Linked DNA regions of Homo sapiens: all the other regions are linked to region 1. Evidence: chromatin loops called from intact Hi-C (ENCODE). Cell type or tissue: sigmoid colon. All regions are shown on one strand.

The links. Hi-C counts contacts between places; a loop is a spot of excess contacts. Peaks named below come from ENCODE experiments on the same cell type or tissue, not always from the same donor. Only the 100,000 strongest peaks of a DNase experiment are listed, where the experiment ranks them.
Region 2: a loop joins it to region 1, with 2.9 times the contacts of the local background. A loop is called at or near these places in 3 of 110 quality-filtered maps.
Region 3: a loop joins it to region 1, with 2.7 times the contacts of the local background. A loop is called at or near these places in 6 of 110 quality-filtered maps.
Region 4: it touches region 1 in a loop (2.6-fold over the local background); 11 of 110 quality-filtered maps call a loop at or near these places.

Annotation. Positions count from the first base shown.
Region 1 is chr4:41,057,928-41,062,927 of GRCh38, reverse strand. All of the region lies in intron 4 of APBB2 (amyloid beta precursor protein binding family B member 2), which reads left to right. Among named protein-coding and RNA genes, the nearest start is that of APBB2, 150 kb to the left of the region's middle. In sigmoid colon, no CTCF peak of the experiment used is centred here; DNase peaks (open chromatin) are centred at 1,787, 2,097 and 2,447; H3K4me3 peaks cover 591 bases; H3K27ac peaks cover 186 bases.
Region 2 is chr4:41,117,495-41,122,494 of GRCh38, reverse strand. All of the region lies in intron 2 of APBB2 (amyloid beta precursor protein binding family B member 2), which reads left to right. Among named protein-coding and RNA genes, the nearest start is that of APBB2, 95 kb to the left of the region's middle. In sigmoid colon, no CTCF peak of the experiment used is centred here; DNase peaks (open chromatin) are centred at 1,804 and 2,104; H3K4me3 peaks cover 1,007 bases; H3K27ac peaks cover 342 bases.
Region 3 is chr4:41,140,487-41,145,486 of GRCh38, reverse strand. APBB2 (amyloid beta precursor protein binding family B member 2) reads left to right here. Exons shown (of 18, transcript NM_004307.2): 2 at 2,345-2,500. Among named protein-coding and RNA genes, the nearest start is that of APBB2, 72 kb to the left of the region's middle. In sigmoid colon, no CTCF peak of the experiment used is centred here; DNase peaks (open chromatin) are centred at 1,996, 2,366 and 2,927; H3K4me3 peaks cover 783 bases; H3K27ac peaks cover 1,868 bases.
Region 4 is chr4:40,973,310-40,978,309 of GRCh38, reverse strand. All of the region lies in intron 6 of APBB2 (amyloid beta precursor protein binding family B member 2), which reads left to right. Among named protein-coding and RNA genes, the nearest start is that of NSUN7, 230 kb to the right of the region's middle. In sigmoid colon, a CTCF peak has its summit at 1,876 (motif pointing left); no DNase peak of the experiment used is centred here.

The sequences.
Region 1 (5,000 bases):
GATTACCGAAGGGCCCTGAGCTGCAGAGGTGTGTGCTGTCCAGTAATTGCAAGGAAGCTCTTTATTTTCATTTGACTTGTTTCTTACTAAAAGCTCTTTAGGAGAAAACTATCTTCTCCTCACTGGGTGCCAGAAACGTGCTACCTGTGCTCAGCGTAGAGATTGCTGCCCCGAGGCCTCTGCTGAGCTTGTCACTTTGTGCCTTTTTTCTGGTGGAGGGAGAGTGAGTGACTGCTTTTCCGGGGGCACACATCTGCATAACACATTGCCTGAAATGCCCTTCCCTGGAACTAGAGTGTGGTTCGTACCCTCTCATGGTTTCCATCTCTGATTTCTTTTCCCGGTGTTGATCCCTCAGTCCAAGGCATGAACACTGTTACTTATTTTATTTGATTTGTTCTCCATTCCTCCCTTCTGCGTACTCCTTTGTAGCTTGCTTCTCCTGATCATTAAATAAGATTTGGCTGGGTGCTGTAACCCCAGCACTTCGGGAGGCCAAGGTGGGCGGATCACCGGAGGTCAGGAATTCGAGACCAGCCTGGCCAACATGGTAAAGCCCCATTTCTACTAAAAAAAAAAATACAAAAATTAGCTGGGTGTGTTTGAGGGCGCCTGTAATGCCAGCTACGAGAGAGGCTGAGGCAGGAGAATTGCTTGAACCTGGGAGGCGGAGGTTGCAGTGAGCCAGGATTGTGGCATTGCACTCCAGCCTGGGCGACAAGAGCAAAACTCAAAATAATAAATAAATAAATAAATAAATAAATAAATAAGATTTGCTTGTTGAAACCTCAAGCTGACGTTCTGCAGAGGCTACTCATAGCAGAAAGAAATGTTAACCTTAGCAGCCCTTGCTGCCCTCACATAAGGCAGGAAAGCCAATTTGACCTGGGGCCTGCTCACCAGGCCTGTGTCTGAACAGGGCCACAACTGTTCCCTGGAGAAGGGAAACGATTTCAGTAAAAAACAACAGCAACATGCCATAGTTAATAATTTTATCATCAGGTGTGGTCGGAATCATCAGTCAAGGGTCAGCAGTGCATACTGCTGTGCTCTACATTGTTTTTGAGGCTTGTATGTCAGACTGGAGTTTTAATTTTCTTTCTTTCTGTTTTGAGATTATTCTGCCTTTCCAGGCTATCTCCTTTCAGGACAGGGTGCTGCTCTTGGATGGAATGCAGAATGGCATCCATTGAGCACGAAAATAAGAAGTAAATAGCTAGAGCTGTTCTTGCCAGGCTTTTCATACAGATATTTGTGTTTATGTTAAAACTCCAGTTTTAAAATGAGTCATGTGCCACATAACAATGTTTCAATCTATGATGGACTGCATGTACAACAGTAGTCCCATAAGATTATAAGACCCTATTTCTCCTGTACCTTTTCTATGTTTAGATATGTTTAGGTGCCCAAATACTTATCATTGTATCACATTTGCCTGCGGTATTCAGTACAGTAACACGCTGTACAGGTTTGTAGCCTGGGAACACTAGGCTCTGCCATCTAGCCTAGGTGTGTAGTAGGCTGTGCCATCTAGCCTCGGTGTGTAGTAGGCTGTACCATCTAGGTTTGTGTAAGAACACTCCATGGTGATGTTTGCACAGCAATGAAATCGCCCAACGATGCATTTCTCAGAATGTATTTCTGTTGTTCAGCAACACATGACTATATTCCAGGAATTGCTAATAAAAATTGCATATTTGTTCATTTTTGTCTGTACCTATCCATTCCTTTGGATGACTGCAGCCACCACTGCAACTGCAGCTGTGAGGATCTGGACTGTTACAATAGCTTCCAGACCTTGGCCTGCAGTCTCTTTGCCTGCAAACTTAACTCATGCATAGTAGCCAAATGAATCTAACTGAGGCATGGCTCTGACCATGCCGCTTCCCTGCTGAAAATGTTTAGTGTGTCCCCACTAGTTTAAAAGGTCACCCTGGTATTTGAGTCCTTTAGGTTTCCTTTCACTGCTCCTTATTTTTATTACCCATTACTCATGATGAATGATCGTTATTGTTGTTAGTATTATTGCTATTCAGTAGACATTTATAGTAGTCTGTGTGGGCTGCTCCTGCCAGGGTACACCCTGTGCCTTTGGGTCACGTGCCTTTGCTCCTGCTGTTTCCCCTCTGGTATGTGGATCCATCTTTTGGTAACCCGCTAAAATCCTGCTTTTGCCATGGGGTGCAGCAGAGTCGTTCTCTTTCCCAGGGAGTTTTCCTGGTTTCCCTGCTGGAAGCACGTGTTCCTGCAGCTCTTAAATCTCCCTCTTGATGCTTGCTTGTGTCCTAAATTCCTTTTATATTTTGGCACATGTATATAATTTGTCTGAACTCCAGTACTATTTCCCTCCTCTCCTCTGTGAGTGAGGACACTATTATATCTACGGTAGTTGCTCCAGTATTTGTGGAGTCATCTTGGGCTAAGGGGTGGAACTGGATAATAACCATCCTCAGAGCCTGTGCCAGCCACGACTGAGGGGGAGGGAGTAATTGGAGCCTGACGCTGAATAAATGCTTAATAATATATATCGAATGGATGAATGAATGAAGTACTTGCTTAGAAACTTAGCTCAGCATTGATAAGGGGAGAAATTCTTTGCATATTACAAGTTTTTGCAAATCCTGTTTTCCAACACACATGGTTCTCTTTAGCTTTAGTTGTATTCATGGTAACTTTTTCCTGAACAACCGCTATTTACTTTTCTATTTCTAGCTCTTGGGCACAGGTTTTGCCAGTTGTGTCGACTGTCTCTTTTGGTAAATTGTTTCTTGTTTGGTGTTAAGCTTTCACTGTAAGTCTCTTCAGTAGAGGTTGTTTTATGTGGGAGTCCTGTACAACTAGGATTGTGCAAATCCCCCACTTTCTCATTTTCCTCAGTTAGTGCCCCATGGGTGTCCTGGCTTCTGGACCAGTGTTATTGTTATTATTATTATTTTATTTTTTTTTGAGACGGAGTTTTGCTGTTTGTTACATAGGCTGGAGTGGAGTGGCACGATCTTGACTCACTGCAACCTCTGCCTCCCGGTGCGGAGACCAGCTTGGTCGGGGAGACTCTAACCCAGCGGCACTAGAGGAATTAAAGACACACACACAGAAATATAGAGGTGTGAAGTGGGAAATCAGGGGTCTCACAGCCTTCAGAGCTGAGAGCCCCGAACAGAGATTTACCCACATACTTATTAACAGCAAACCAGTCATTAGCATTGTTTCTATAAATAATAAATTAACTAAAAGTATCACTTAAGGGAAATGAAGGGATGGGCCAAATTAAAGAAATAGGTTGGGCTAGTTAACTGCAGCAGGAACATGCCCTTAAGGCATAAATTGCTCATGCTATTGTTTGTGGCTTAAGAACGCCTTTAAGCGGTTTTCCGCCCTGGGCGGGCCAGGTGTTCCTTGCCCTCATTCGCGTAAACCCACAACCTTCCAGCTTGGGCGTTAGGGCCATTGTGAACATGTCACAGTGCTGCCGATATTTTGTTTATGGCCAGTCTTGGGGCCAGTTTATGGCCAGATTTTGGGGGGCTTGCCCCCAACATCCTGGGTTCAAGCAATTCTCCTGTCTCAGCCACCTGAGTAGTTGGGATTACAGGCGCCTGCCACCATGCCTGGCTAATTTTTGTATTTTTAGTAGAGATGGGTTTTCACCATGTTGGCCAGGCTGGTCTCAAACTCCTGACCTCAGGTGATCCGCCTGCCTCGGCCTCCCAAAGTGCTGGGATTATAGGCGTGAGCCACCTCGCCCAGCCTAATGTTATTGTTTTCTTGGCTTGGGGACCTGATGCTTCATGGGTGTTCTGTATTTGGATGCCATACCTCTAGGTGGGAGCCGTTTAAATTTTGATTTCTTGTTGGTGAGATATGACCCTTTGTTCTCCAGGGTTCATCAGGATCTCAGCCCCTACACACTAAGCCTGTCTCATGTTCTGATAGCCTTTTACATCTTCAGAGCTTTAACTTTCTCTCATCTGACTTTAAGTTCTATCTTTGGTTCTGGCCCAGGGATTTATTTCTTGTGATTTTGATTTTTTTCTTAGTATTTTCTTAGTTGTTAATGATCTCTCCCTCAGTTTTTCCACGTGTTTGAAACAGGCAGAGCCCTTCCCTGTCACCTCAGCTCACCATGTTGATTGGAAACTTTATTACCACCATCCTATTAAAGAATTTTAAGATATTTTTGTCACCAAATTGCAATCCCTGATTTCTGCAGAACTTTAGATGTTAAGTATTAATTCAGTGAATGGGTGCTCTGCACATCCCTCTACTGAGATGCCATGAACCTGAGTAACCACATTTTTGTAGTGTAGCATAGTCTTATCCGTGGCTACCTCCTTACTTGTAGATAACTTTCTGTGCATGTCTCAGAGTCCGTCAGTTAGATTCTAGATTTTTACATGGCATGTGAACCCAACCTGTAAAATTGGTGATCTGAGGCCTGTTGACCGCCATTATTTTCAGATACTCATAAATACAGACCTTGTTTTCACATACCTAGTACATAATCTTACATCTTGATGTTGAGACTAGTAAAGAAAGGTTACTTCTATGTATTTATCTTTCACTGAAGAAAGAAATGAAATTTCAATAGTCCAAATTAAGTCCCTTCTTTGTAACTTGCTCTTGCTTTTTTTTTTTTTAAACCTCTCTTGTAATTCGCTACTTCCAGGGTAGAGATTTGCAGTCTTATTTTGTTGTAATAAAAGAGTGTCCTTTTTGTTTGGATGCTCTGGATCTATCACTTTCCCTTTTCCAGCAAATAGAGTGGGACTAAGAAGCCCTGTGACAAGTCTTCACCAGGAGGAATCGGATGCCCTGGAAAGAAGCCTACCTGGTGTCTGCTTTTGTTGCAGAATGAGACTCTGGAAACATGCCAGAATAGTCTTTGGAGGGACTTTAGTCCTTTTTCCCTTCCCTATACTCCACATGAAGAGGATTAGGATGCTGGGGGTAGGTCAGAAAGGGTCCCATGTGTGTGAGAGGACAGGCTTTGCCCCTGAAAA
Region 2 (5,000 bases), 60 kb before region 1:
GACAATGGACTCTAGTGTGGAGGGAATGCCACTCCTACCTTGGTGCTTCAGGACAATTAATCTGCTAGTGTTGTTTAGAATGGATTGAAGAACAGAGGGGAAGAAGGTAGGGAGACCAAATTGTTTCATTAAATTATATAAAAAATTTTCAAAAAAAGTCAGCTTCTATTGTGGAGGAAAACTATTGTACAGACCCCAGTCAGAACAGTGAAGATACTTGTACTGTCCTCAAGTGTCATTGTACTTGTTGATTAACATATATTAAAAACAAGCAGGTGTGGTGGCTCACACTGGTAATCTTTGCACTTTGGGTGGCCAAGGCAGGAGGATTGCTTGAGCCCAGGAGTTTGAGACCAGCCTGGGCAACTTAGTAAGACTCCTGTCTGTACAAAAAATAAACAAAATTAGTCAAGCCTGGTGGTGTGCCCTGTAGTTCCACTACTTAGGAGGCTGAGGTCAGGGATTGCTTGAGCTCGGGAAGTCAAGGCTACAGTGAGTCGAGATGGGGCCACTGCACTCCAGCTTTGGTGACAGTGTGAGACACTGTTTCAGACACACACACATACACACACACATACACACATACACACACACACACACAACCAAAAAAGGAAGCCATATATTAAAAATGTTGCCATAAAAAATATTGGGGACAGGGTATATAGGAGCCACAAAGACGTGGCTGCATCCGGGGGCTAGTAATAGCCAAGCTCCTCCCACTCCTAGGCCTGAGGGGTGAGGGAGGAAGCAGTTTCCAGGGGACCCTATATAGAGAGCCACCTGACAGGACCCAGGGAATATGGTGGGAAAGGATTTGGCTGAACCAAAATGGGAGCCAGTGGGCAAGACAGCCTGTTGTTAAATGGGTCAGCTTCCCAGAACACACAACACGGTGGCAGAGTAGAGGGCAGGTGGAGGATTTCCATCCTAGGGGACACCTCAGGAGTCTTAGCTGCATCCCAACTCTGTCGCTTTCCCTCACTCCCACCACCAGCCACACCACAGATGCGCACGCATGAGCGTGTACACACGCACGCTCCCAAGTACCCTCTGGTATTCTTCCATTGCTTTTCTGACCAGGACAGAGGAACTATTTATTAATTGTGAAATTTGAGGACATTTCTCATTATTTTTGTGGTATTTGATGCTATAATATTTGCAAGACAAGGAACATGTGGGTAGCTCTACGCATTCCATTTTCCATTCCTGATAAAAATTCAAAGCACGTATGTTACTGATGCTAGAGTTAAACATTTTATTTTTTAAAAGTATCATTTCTAATTGGCTGCAGAAGGAAAAATACAGTAAGCAGGACATTAAAAATCTTGGGGAACTATATTCAGTTTTGGCTATTCTGGTTACAAACAAAGCAAGCATTGAATTTTAGCCACTTCAAACAGTTTTCGTTTTCCACCGTTGAGCATGTTAAAACTGTGAAGACACAGAAGTACCATTCAGTAAACTGCTTCTTTCAGCAGCTTCTGTGATATCCCAGTACTTTGGAAGCCTTCCATTTTCTTTCAGGTACAAGAAGTTAACACCCTGAATTAGTCACTATCTGTGTATATAAAGCCAGGAGCTTTATATTTTGTACTGAGGCAGAGCTGAAGTTTTTAGATAATTTGATCTTTTAAAAATATTTGACTTTTCACTTGATTTAGGTTCTGAGAATCAAAGGTTCTACTAACAAAATGGTCAACTTGGCAAAGAGAAATATGCAGAAGTCAATTTTAGGCTGTATTTTGCAAGAGCGCGGTGCCTGTGAAAGCAGCCCAAGCTGTACGGATGGTGAAACTCATTTTTCTCCCCTACTTTTTCTGGAATCTGGCCAAAAATTAAGTATCGTGGCACATTTTCTCAACAATCTTGGCCCCAAATTGGAGGGCTGGCTCAGGGCCCCAGGGGAAAAGAAAACTCCCTTTTCCATTTATGATTATCAGCCATGTTATAAAACTTAAACATTATTTTAAGGTCAAGGAAAATAAGTCACCTTGAATTTCCCGTAAGTTTTGAAGCACTGGAACGAGGTCTGTTTTTGTTCCTTGGCTTTTGCTCATGTGTCGGTTTTGCAGCACAGGATCAGTCACGTGGTTGTGGGGCCTTTGGGGTTGAGGAGCTTCCACTGCATGCAAAGGCACTTTGTTAACACAGCGGGACCTGGGTGAGTGAGCCAGGTCCTAGGCCTGAGTCGGTTTATATAATTCTGCTCAGGAGATTGGAGGCATGAACAGATAGGTGGCCTGCAGAGAAAGAGAGAACCTCCATGGATGACAAGAGGACTGTGGAAAATTATTAAAAAATGAGAGGGATCCTGTCTTTCTGGTGGAGAGAGTGAAAACACAGCTGGCATGGAGCCAGGCCTTGAAGGATCCTGAGGAACAGAGTCACTAGTCGTGGATTTGAATGAGTTCTGTGTCTTGACTTCAACTCGTAAGCCTCCGTTTTCCTCATCTATATAATGGTGATGACATCTTTACCACCCATATCACGGTATTTTTATGAGGCTAAATTACAGCATGGAACACAAACCATAAAATACCCGAATGCTGTTACTTATTATTGTCATGAATATTATCAAATGGCATCTGTTAAATATTTATTTTTGATGCTTGTTATCACATTTGTAGTTTTCCAGGAGTTTGATCTAAAAAACACAGTTGCTGCCACTGATGGTGATTTCTTAGGCCAGCTCCACATAGGAAGGTTTTTATATGTGGTAGACTTTTTATATGTGCAGATCTCACAAATGCAGTGTGGAGTCTCTTGTTACAGTTGAGAGGAGTCTCTGGACAGGGTATGTGAAAGGCTGAGCTCCCTTCTTTAGGCAGGAATCGGATATAGTATGGTGGAGTATGTTAATGTACAGACAGACGCTTGAAGTTCTGGGTTTAAGATTGTCTATAGAACTTGGGAATTGGGACTGCGATTTTTAAGGAAAAAAAAATTGCCAACTTTTTTTTTTTTTTTTTTTTAATGGAACTTCCTAGAGCCTTTCTGGGACTTACTTTACTTGTTAGAGGAGTAGGAGGTGTGGTAAATTCCTTCCTGGGTATGTTAATTAAAATGTAGTGAATTAAGCTGGAGAACTTGGAGCCCGAAACATGTTAGTGTTGTATAAAAGGAGGAATATAAATGCATGAGATTAAGTTTAAAAAACACGTGCCACACATTTAGCTAGAGATCCTAGTTCAAACTCACTCCCCCAGTCGGCCCCATTCACACGTTTCAGTGCCACCTTCTTTGTTAAAGACGATAGGACTACACTTCTTTGGAATTAGTTTAAGAGGTAGTTTATAAGCCAGTCAAGAAAATTGACCTCATGTTCATGCTCTTAAAAAAAAAAAATCAATTATTTTTGAGACAGGCCTCACTCTGTCACCCAGGCTGGAGTGCAGTGGCATGATCTCGGTTTGCCGCAGCCTCAACCTCCAGGGCTCAAACCATCTTCCTGCCCCCTCCTCCTGAGTAGCTGGGGCCACAGGTGCGCACTACAACGCCTGGCTAATTTTTGTATTTTTGTAGAGTTGGGGTTTCGCTGTATTGCCAAGGCCAGTCTTGAACTCCTGAGCTTAATCATTTTGCCTGCTTCAGCCTGCCAAAGTGCTAGAATTACAGGCGTGAGCCACCGCGCCCGGCCAGTCTTAATTTTTTTTAAAGCATTTTTAGATTTACAGGAAAACTGAGCAGATAGTACAGGGTATCTCAATACTCCCTCACCTCCCTTTCTCTTTTTTTGTATCTTAATATGGTATGCTTGTTATAATTAAGCTATATTGATACGTTTTTATTAACTAAAGGCTATCAGATTTATTCAGCACATATAAAAAGTACCACATATAAAAACCTTCCTATATGAAGCTGGCCTAATAAATCACCATCAGTGATAGTAACTCTTTTTTTAGATCAAACTCCTGGAAAACTACAGATGTGATAACAAGCGTCACAGACACATAAATATTTAATAGATGCCATTTGATAATATTAATGACAATAATTAACAGCATTCGGGTATTTGACGGTTTGTGTTGCATGCTGTAATTTAGCCTCATAAAAATACCATGATATGGGTGGTAAAGGTATCATCATCATTTTATAGATGAGGAAAACGGAGGCTTAGAAATTGAAGTCAAGACACAGAACTCATTCAAATCCACGACTAGTGACTCTGTTCCTCAAGATCCTTCAAGGCCTGGCTCCATGTCAGCTCATTCAAATCCACGACTAGTGGCTAATTAGATCAGATTTCCTTAGGGTTTTTTGTTTTTGTTTTTTGTTTTTTGTTTTGATAGGATCTTGCTCCATCACCCAGGCTGGAGTGCGTGGTACAATCATGGCTCACTGCAGCCTTGATCTCCCAGGCTCAACTGATCTTCCTTCCTCAGCCTCCTGAATAGCTGGGACCACAGGTATGCCCCACTGCTCCTGGCTAATTTTTTTTTTTGTTTTGTTTTGTAGATACAGTTTCTCCGTGTTGCCCAGGCTGGTCTTGAACTCCAGGGCTCATGTGAGTCTCTCCCCACTTAGCTTCTCAAAGTGCTGGGATTACAGATATGAGCCACTGCCCTCAGCTAGATTTCCTTAGTTTTGACCTGAGTCAAATACTGTCCTTTTTCATTTGCCACTTTATCCCATCATGTAGAACAGTTGCCTGACACATAGTGACTTTGCACAGATGTTGTTGAAATAAAGATGCTCTGCCTGCCCTTGAGTTGGTATAATAGAGTAGGGAAGGATCAAGCCATGGTGCAAATGACACCACACTAGCGCTTAGGAATTTGGAAGCAGATGGGGCTGAGTGGGAATGAACCCTGGCCCTACCATCCACCAATCCTATGACTTGGGCAAGTCACCCATCCTCTCAACCTGTTTTCTCACCTGTGAAAAGAAGATGATAATAATTCCTAGGCCAGGCGTGGTGCCTCACGCCTGTAATCCCAGCACTTTGGGAGGCCAAGGCGGGTGGATCACAAGGTCAGGAGTTGAAGACCAGCCTGGCCAAG
Region 3 (5,000 bases), 83 kb before region 1:
GGTTTTGCTGGTATGAATTTAATACCTGCACGTGATTTGTACAAAGTTTATTTCCAAGAGTTCATGCTGAAATGTCATAGTGGTGGAAAGAGCACTTGGTCAAAGTGGAGGCAAATGGTCTGGACTCTCATTCCTGCTTTGCTGGCTGTGTGGCTGAGGGAAAGACATTTTACCTCTCTGGGCACGGGCTTATTAGAGCAATGGGTTGCCAAGGCCCCAGTGTAAAGATTCCACCATTGTGTCTTGTGTTTTTCAGGATGCCAAGAGCATCAGAAATGAGTGTGCCAGGAGTCATTAAGGGCCCTGCTCCTGTGAGTAGGTAACACCAGGAGGCATTCTTTTATTTATTTAATTTATTTGTGTATTTGAAACAAGGTCTCACTCTGTCTCCCAGACTGGAGTATAGTGACGTGAACATGGCTCACTGCAGCCCCGACTTCCCAGGCTGTAGTGACCTTCCCACCTCAGCCTCCTAAATAGCTGGGCCCACAGGCATGTCCCAACATGCCCGGCTAATTTTTTAAATTTTTGTAGAGACAAGGCCTCTCTTTGTTGCCCAGGCTGGTCTTGAACGTCTGGGCTCAAGTGATCCTCTGGCCTTAGCCTCCCAAATTGCTGGGATTACAGGCCATAAGCCACCATGCCCAGCCCGTTCTTTTAACTTAGTGACAGTTTTATGGCATGGCCAGTGATAGAGAAATTTGGATGCGATAGGTGAGGGAGGGAAACAACTATGGTTCTCTGTCTGTGGCAAGTTTGCAGAGTAAAAAAGAATTTTTTATTTCTAGGAAAGTGTTGTTCATCACTGGAAGTGTTACTGGACACTTGGGTTTTGAACGTGTAAATTAAGAACTTCTGTGATCAGATAAATACTTCTTCATTTGTTAGCTCTGTTCAGATAAGAGGCAGACCGAAGATCAGGCTAATATAGCATAGATACCCCATTTCTGATTTGTATTCCTGCAGTCTTAAACCCCTTATTTAAAAATTCTCTTAAAATACATGTTAATTGTAGAAAATTTGGAAAATACTAGAAAGAAAATACAAATAGCTTTCCATTCCATAACCCAAAAGTGCTGTTGTTCATACTTAGGTGTCTTTAGATTATATGCACTCAGTTTGTAGAACAAAATTGGGATCATACCATACATATATAACTTGATATTTTGCTTTTTTTCTGCTGTTCCTTTCGAGATGATTTTTGGGACTGAGGTTTCAACTGAAGGTAGAGATTAATGTAATGTTATGCTTAGCACACTTGTGACGAGGACTGTTTTGATTTACAGAAATAGAACTGTGGACCCAGTATCTGAAAATAACATTTGTCCTGTCCCCTCTTGAATAGACTTTCAATATTTGGCATATACAGATGTCGTCATAACTGTTACTATAATTAACAAATGAAGACTTCTTAATCTATTAGCTCTTAATGTTCACTAATTGCTTTCATAAGATTCCCTCATTGAGTTTTCTGTGCCAGAATTGCTAGCTGCACCACCAGTGAGCATAAGTTATTTCCACACTGTTTTTCCTTAAGCCCTGATTCCTCTAGCTAAAGCATGGCAGCGCCTGTGGGCTAGGCCACATGTTTGGCAGCAGGATAGTTAAGGGATTCCTTTTGCCCAGTTATGTTATACGTTTGATAATATTTATGATTTACTTGTTGAATGTTGGTTTCATATATAATTTCCTCTATTAGGAAATGAAAGATTATTCGTTTCCCCTTTGGATTATGTAGCCTATAAAATTTTCTATTACACCATTCATATTGCAATGTAAATATATTCTAAATCCTGAACCGCATTAGAATTTTTTATAGCCCCCACTTATGTGTCTTTTTGTGGTGCCCTTTGAAGTCCTGTAATGTTTTATATTTGAGATTAAATCTGGGTTTCGCTTTACTTTTTAAAGCATATTGAGCAAGTTAATTTTCTGTTTCAGTTCCTAAGGGGAATGATTCCAGCCCTCTGTGTCCCAAGAATTCAGACTGAGCCCTGCCAGAACATTCCTGTGGTTTTCCACGGGGCAGATCAGTATGTTCATGAAATTTTAGTTGTAGCTTGTGTTTTCCATGGTTAATTAAAACATCTGGCTTTTCAGTTTCCCACAAACAGAGCATAATCACTAGGCCAAACCTTTTCAATAAATGATTAAATATTTCAATCCTCCCCTCAGAATAGCCCACACTTGTCTTTAGGATACCTTGTAAGCTGTTGCCTCTGTTTATAATGATTTTGAACGTTGGGAACATGTTTGAGGTTATCCTGCCAAATATGTGCCCTTGAGAGAGAGAAAGTTGATGACTTTGAGTCCTTATAATGGCTTCTGGCCTTTGCCCCCCCAGGTTGGAGTTGCTGTGGGTGAGCTGCTGTGGTCTGTAGCCAAGCATGCTGTGGTCGGATCTGCCCAGCCGTGGAACAGAAACATTTGCTGGATGGAAAATCCATAAAAGAAAGCTCCTGTGAAAAGCTGAGGCTGACAATAATTTAAGCAAAATCAGGTTAGTATAAGTAAGAGAGGCTGGATAAAGCGGATTGGGCCGGATAGGGAAAAGTTGTTTTGTTCCTTCCAGGCTCATTTTGGAGACCACCCCAAATGATTATTTTCAGTTATTTGTGAGAGTCCCAGCATGTGTAAATGGCAGATACATGCTGATAGCCTTTTGTGTATAGTGTAATGATGTCTTCCTTTCCTTCTCTTCCTTTTCCTCTCCTCTGTCCTATCCTCTTTCTCATCTTCCTCTCCTCTCTCAGAGAAGAGAGAAGGACGTTGGCACAAATATTGGAAGAAGCCACAACTGGAAGCCACCTATGCCAACTTCAATGGTCTTGGCTTTATTTTGGGGAGAAAGCGGCGTCCAGCCTCATGGAGTTGGATTTGTAGTTTCAAAGACTTGCACTCATTTGTGTTTTCGAACTTTGAAGGGTGGGGCATGGAGACCTGCCATTTCTGTTGGGATAATTCTGGCTGTGAGCCTCCAGTCTGCTTGGCCAGATTTTATATACTCTAATCTTTCCCCAAACAAAAGCCACCAACACATTTCATTTTCTGCAGTGTGTGCATTTGGCATTAAGATACTTATATACGACAGGGGAAGAGAATGTCCTGAAAAACATAGGTGTTTAAATAAATGCCAAATGCTCTCACTGTGGGCCAGGTGAATGAAACAGCATGGATAACCCCATATGAGGCAGTAAAGTGAAATAATTCATTTTGAAAACATATATTATACAGGGACAGACATTGCAGACCATTTCTGTTGGACATTCAGTGGGTAAGTCAGCTTTCTACATAAGCAGCTAATAAATACTCCCTAGAAAGTAGTGAGTCACAGTCTTTCAGAATCTGTGAAGTAGTGAATGTCTGTTGGCTTTGTCTGCCCAGCATCCTTTTCCTCCATCTTTTAATAAATCATCCAGATTTTTCCTGGACAATTGCCCTTGTTTCATTTTCACCCTATGTAGTTAGAGGAGGTGACCCTGCTGACTCAGTTATGGGCATGTAACATAAGCGTGGCCAGTGATATGGTTTGGCTGTGTCCCCACCCAAATCTCATCTTGAATTGTAACTCTCATAATTCCCACATGTCATGGGAGGATCCTGGTGGGAGGTGATTGAATTATGGGGGTGGGGTTTTCCTGTGCCGTTCTTGTGATAGGTAATGAGTCTTATGAGATCTGTTGGTTTTAAAAACAGGAGTTTCTCTGCGCAAGCTCTGTCTTTTTTTGCCTGCTGGCATCCATGCAAGACATGACTAGCTCCTCCTTGCCTTCCACCATGATTGTGAGGCTTCCCCAGCCACATGGAACTTAAGTCCATTAAACCTCTTTCTTTTGTAAACTGCCCAGTCTCAGGTACAGCATGAAAATGGACTAAAGGGTCACAACCATCTTTGGAGGGGCCATAGTATTCTTATTGCAACTATTGAAGAAGTTTTGCCTTCTGTGAGTTTGTTAAGCTGGAGCTGCTAGTGGCAGTTTTTCTATGACTTAGGGAAAACCTTACTGAAAATTAAGACAACACAGGATAAATCAAAGCAGGGAGATGGAGGAAAAGAGATTGGTGGGAAGGGAAGGGACACTCGTATGCATATGCACACATGCACACGCACACATGCGCGTGTGCACACAGACACACAGACACACACACACACAGACACACACACACACACAGACACACACATATTTTTGACCTGCAATTCAGCAGTGCCTAAACCCAGCATCTCCTGTTTCACTTTCTTGGCAACTTAGCTAGTTCATCTGAGTTAGGTGTCTGTCTCTTACATCCAAAACATCCCAATTGGTGGTACCTTCTAGGAGTGAGGTCTTAGTGTAAAATGACTGTGGCATAGTCCCTGTCTTTAGGGGCTCATGGTGTAGGGCAGCAGTCCCCAACCTGTTTGGTATGAGGGACTAGTTTTGTGGAAGACAGTTTTTCCAAACAGTGAGTGGGGTGGCAGGGATGGTTTCAGGATGATCTAAGCACGTTACATTTATTGTACACTTTATTTCTATTATTATTACTACATTGTGGTCTATAATGAAATAATTTTGCAACTCATTGTAATGTAGAATCAGTGGGAGCCCTGAGCTTGTGTTCCTGCAACTAGGTGGTCCCATCTGGGGATGATGGGAGACAGTGGCAGATCATGAGGCATTACATTCTCATAGGAAGCATGCAACCTAGATCCCTGGCACGTGCAGTTCACAATAGCATTTGCGTTCCTATGAGAATCTAATGCTGCCACTGATCTGTCAGGGGGCAGAGCCCAGGAGGTAACGTGAGCGATGGAGACCGGCTGTAAATACAAATGAAGCTGTGCTCATTAGCCCACTGCTCACCTCCTGCTATGCAGCCTGGTTCCTAACAGGCCACAGACTGGTACCAGGGGCCCCTGGTGTAGGGGATAGGCCAGATAAGTATTCACATGACTGACATGCAGTGTGACAATGTATCTCTAGAGGTAAGAACAAAGTTTTGTGGGAACAGAGATGGAATTA
Region 4 (5,000 bases), 85 kb after region 1:
AATTTAAGTTATATCTCAGCATGGAGACCACGGCTCTGGTCAGGTAGGAGCCAAATGTCCTTAGCCTGAATGTGTGACTAGAAGAATATGTGACTTAGTCCAGTTTCATAGCTGCCTGATTTGGGGCAAGCTTGCTGACTTGGGTCTGGGCACCACATCTTTGACAGTTGTCAAGTATGCTGTGGGCTAAATACCCAAGGTTAAGAAAACAATCCAGGCATAGGCTATTTCTGGCCACCCTTTCTTCCATCTTCTATATGAGCACCTTGTTGTAGGTACAAAAGAGAACATTTCTATTATATTTACACGAGAGTTGCTGAACCATTTTTCCACTGCTTCTACCATGAAGCCTCTGATTGCCTGCCACATCACTATGTCACACCCTCCTGAGCCTTGGAGCTGGAGTTTGTGTTTTACATTCTATCTTATATGAAACTCCTGTGCACATTTGTTTTATCTCCATTAGAACTAAGGCTCTTTGAGGTGACAGCAATGTCTCCAGTGTCTTTCTGGTGATCATTTTTATATCTGTCACACACTGTAGTCATTCCTAGCCTCGGACCTCTTGGGAATCAGGTGATATTTCAGTCTGTATGTACACCATGTGTTTTATATGTGTGTGACTCTTTTTCAAATATTAATATATATAGACGCTCTTGAGACTATTAAAACACAAGTTTCTTTAAAAGTTTATTGAGACCAGGTGCAGTGGCTCACACCTGTAAACCCAGCACTTTGGGAGGCCGAAGTGGGAGGATCACCTGAGGTCAGAAATTCGAGACCAGCTTGGCCAACATGGCGAAACTCTGTCTTTACTAAAAATACAAAAATTAGTTGGGTGTGGTAGTGGGTGCCGGTAATCCCAGCTACTTGGGAGGCTGTAGCATGAGAATCGCTTGAACCTGGGAGTTGGAGATTGCAGTGAGCTGAGATTATGCCAGTGCACAGCTGGGGAGACAAGAGCAAAACTCCGTCTTAAAAAAAAAAAAAACAACTATATTGAATTCATTACAGTATGGTTCTTTTCTTAATTAGTATTTACTAAGAATAAAATAAAAGACACCTACATGCTTCCATGTTGAGAGCCACTGCCCTTCAGCATCTAGCAAGGTGCTTTGCATTTTGAGATATTTCCTCATCTCAAGCCTTCTTTGGCTCTGTGTTTCTTCTGTGAGGTATGTGAAGAAGATGGACAGTGCATTTCCTTTGTATCAGTAATAACCATTTCAGTTCTTTAATAATTTGAATGAAAATCTATTTTTTTTTGAGACAAAGTCTCTGTCACCAGGCTGGAGTGCAGTGGCTCAATCATAGCTCACTGTAGCCTCGACCTCCTGGGCTCAAGTGATCCTCCCACCTCAGCCTCCCAAGTATCTGAGACCACTGCCATGAGCCATCATGCTCAGCTAATTTTTTTTATTTTTTATAGGATGGGGTCTCACTATGTTGCCCATGTTGCTCAGGCTGATCTCAAACTCCTAGGCTCAAGCTAATCCTCCTGCCTTGGCCTCCCAAAGTGCTGGAATTACAGGCATGAGCCACCTTGCCCCATCTGAATAAATAGGAAATTAATGTTCACTTCCAGCCCTAGACTGGAAGCTCCTGAGCCCCAGTGCTGTGTCTGTTTAGGATCTATTGCTTAACAGATTGATGACCCTCACATAGGAAGTTCAGTACACATTAGTGGTCAGAGGCTCCATGATCACAGCTGTTAAGTGTTTTTAACTGCTGTTTAATCTCTAGGCACTTTACTAATTTTTAAAAGTTGGAAATTCCTATGGTAATATGATTCCCAAAGAAAGGTCTCCAGTCCCTTAACTAAAAGATTTAGAATACCTTAGCTAACCTTAGAGTTAAAGCAAAATGTCTGCCCCCTGGTGTCAGATCAACAACTAGCATCTTAGCTAATTCTCATAGTGAGTTCCATTAATTATATGATTTAGTTTTTACAGTAAATTATACATTGCACATAAAATTAAAAATAAGCACCATTTTAAACTTGCCACTCGCTGCTATGAAACTGGGATTTTTGGCTTATATTCAACATTGTTGGTTTTTTTCATGTCTAAATAATAATTTGAAATTAAAGTCTAATTTTAGTAAATTTTCTATATGCTATTAACTCTGTAGCACTGAATTTTATAGAGGAGAGAAATAATGAAGGTTTTATGTGAAACAAAAATAGCCTTAAACATTATTAATATTTTATGAGTTTGTATAAATCTTCATACTGCAGATAGTTTTCCTAATATTTTTGGCCAGAAAGAAGGATAAAAATTCATTTAATAAAAGTCTTTGAATATTTCCATATTTCTATATTGTGTGGGGAAAAAAAGAAAAAAAAAGCATTTGAGTAATGTAAATTTACTGGTTTGGATTAAATGAGAATGAAAGTATTCATGAGAGTCCCTAGAATCAGTTAATCCAAGTCCTGGGTTAAGAAATAAGAAATCAGTAGAGAATTTGTTCTCTGTTTTTGTAGAGAATGAGGTTTATATAGGGGAAAGTAGAGTGGTTGTTGTGTGTGTGTGTGTGTGTGTGTGTGTGTGTGTGTGTTTTCTTACTACATTTAAATTCTTTATTTACCTGAAAGCTGTTTGTGTGCACTGTAGGGAAGGCATCATGACGTGATGGTTCTCTTGCTAGGCCAACTCTAAGATTATATGAGATAAAGCATGTGGAGTATTTCATACAGTGCCTGGGGCAGTAAGGACTCATAAATGTTAGAAGAGGAAGATATTTATTAATAACGTGCAGCATGTACCAGGGATTGTGCTAATGATACGTCCATGAGGTTTATAGCCTCAAGGAGCTGAAATTCTATTGCAGAAGTCAGACAATAATTAAACACAAAATTAGACAAAAATGGTTGTGATTAGTACTCAACATAGAAAAGCACTGTGGTGCAGGGGAGTGAGGGGAGAACTGGATTAGTAATTTGAAGCCAAAAAAAGGGTGAAAGCCTTTTGAGAAACCAAAGATAGATTCCCTGTTGTCCATATACTGGAACACGTTCAATTCACTTATTGAAGACTCTCTGGGCCCTTACTCAAGGCCTGTTTACTCGGATTTATGTACATTTCTAACATGGTTTCATAGTTGACAAGACATTATTTGCAGTGGGTTAGAAGAGAGTGGATGGTGGGAGGACGGATCAGCAGAAAAAATAAGCTGATAGAACCAAGCCCTCTGGTATTAGGGAGTGATAGCCTAGCATTGGGGTGGGGAGGAAGGAGAGGGACCCAGACCAAACCCTAAATGCTGAAAGGACATGTCAGTTAGCAGTGGTAGAGACAAAGGGTTGAAGTGTCTCTTGTTGTAGCAGTTAGCAGTTGTAGCAGAAATTGGAGAATATTCTGCACATTTGGGATAAAAGGGGTATGTAAGTAAAATCATGTTTTGAGCACTTTTTTTAATAAAGCAGAGAAATGATCAATGAGCATCAATGCACATGCCCCTCGGCATTTGTAATGTAAGGTTGCTTTGGCTCCACTAGAAATGTGAGTTCCTTAAAGGCAGCGACTGTATGCCATTCTTACTGTGTATTCTCAGAATTTATGTTAGAATCCAGCCCAAAGTAGTGAGTCGTTCAGTAGATATTCTCTGATCATGTTAGATTAAAGAGGTTTACTTCTCCAGACAGATCTTCATGGAGATATTGGAATTAGATATGCCTGAAATTGGATGTATAGGCAAGCTGTAAGTTCAGCATCCCTTCTTATAATTCTATAACAGAGAAGTGGTTAGGCAACTTCTGTTCTTTTAGTCTCTGTTTACTATAATAAAACTATAAATCTTTCTCCTTTTAAAAAAGTAGCTGTATATGCCATTTATTAACTGGTTTACTGATTTGTTGGTCTGTTTGAGCACACATGTATTGCTCCTTCTGTGTCCTTGGCCCTGGGCTAAAACCTGAGAGTATAGTGTGGTGAAGATTTCTCCCTACCCTCAAACAGTTCTGGTATCTCTGAGTACATTCACTATATTAATAAGTTGAATTGTGTCCGCCCAGAAAGATACATTGAAGAGCTAACCTCTGGTACCTATAAGTCTGACATTATGTAGGAAGAGAGTCATTGCACCTGTAATCAAGTTAAGGTAAGGTCATTAGAGTGGTCCTAATCCAATATTTAGTGGTGTTCTTAGAAGAGGAAATTTGGCTGGGTGCAGTGGCTCATACCTGTAATCCCAGCACTTTTGGAGGCCAAGGTGGGTGGATCACAAGGTCAGGAGTTCGAGACCAGCCTGACCACCGTAATGAAACCCCGTCTCTACTAAAAATACAAAAAAATTAGCCAGGTGTGGTGGCGCGTGCCTGTAATCCCAGCTACTCGGAAGGCTGAGGCAGGATAATTGCTTGAACTTGGGGGGCGGAGGTTGCAGTGAGCCGAGATCGCGCCACTGCACTCCAACCTGGGCGACAGAGTGAGACTCTGTCTGGAAAAAAAAAAAAAAAAGGAAATTTGGAGACAGACACACACACAGAAGAAAGAGAATGCCAGGTGAATCCAGAGGAAGATGGATATGTGAAGACAGGCAGAGATTGCAGTTGTGCTGCCACAAACCAAGGAATGTCTGGGACTACCAGAAGCTCAAAGCAGCAAGGAAGAATCCCTCCTTAATGGTTTTGCAGGGGAGCATGGCCCTGCCAACACCTTGATTTTAGACTTTTTGCCTTCAAAACTATGGAACGATAGATTTCTGTTGTTTTAAACCACTCAGTTTGTGATACTTTGGTACAGCAGCCCTAGGAAATAAATACAACTGTAATACATTTCTGTGTGAATCAGAGACCTGGTGGGAAATAGGTGATGACTCCAGTGAGACACAGGGGTGAGAGCACACTTAAGAAAAACTTCCAAGGTATGGGGAAGGCTTCTAGGGTTGGCAGCGGCAGGTTTTCATTAGCACGTCCAGGCCTGAAGGGCTAAGTCAAGAGAAAGTTCTTGGAACCCAGGTAGAGCTAGATTGACACCTGTGAATTTGAGAAGATGGCCTGA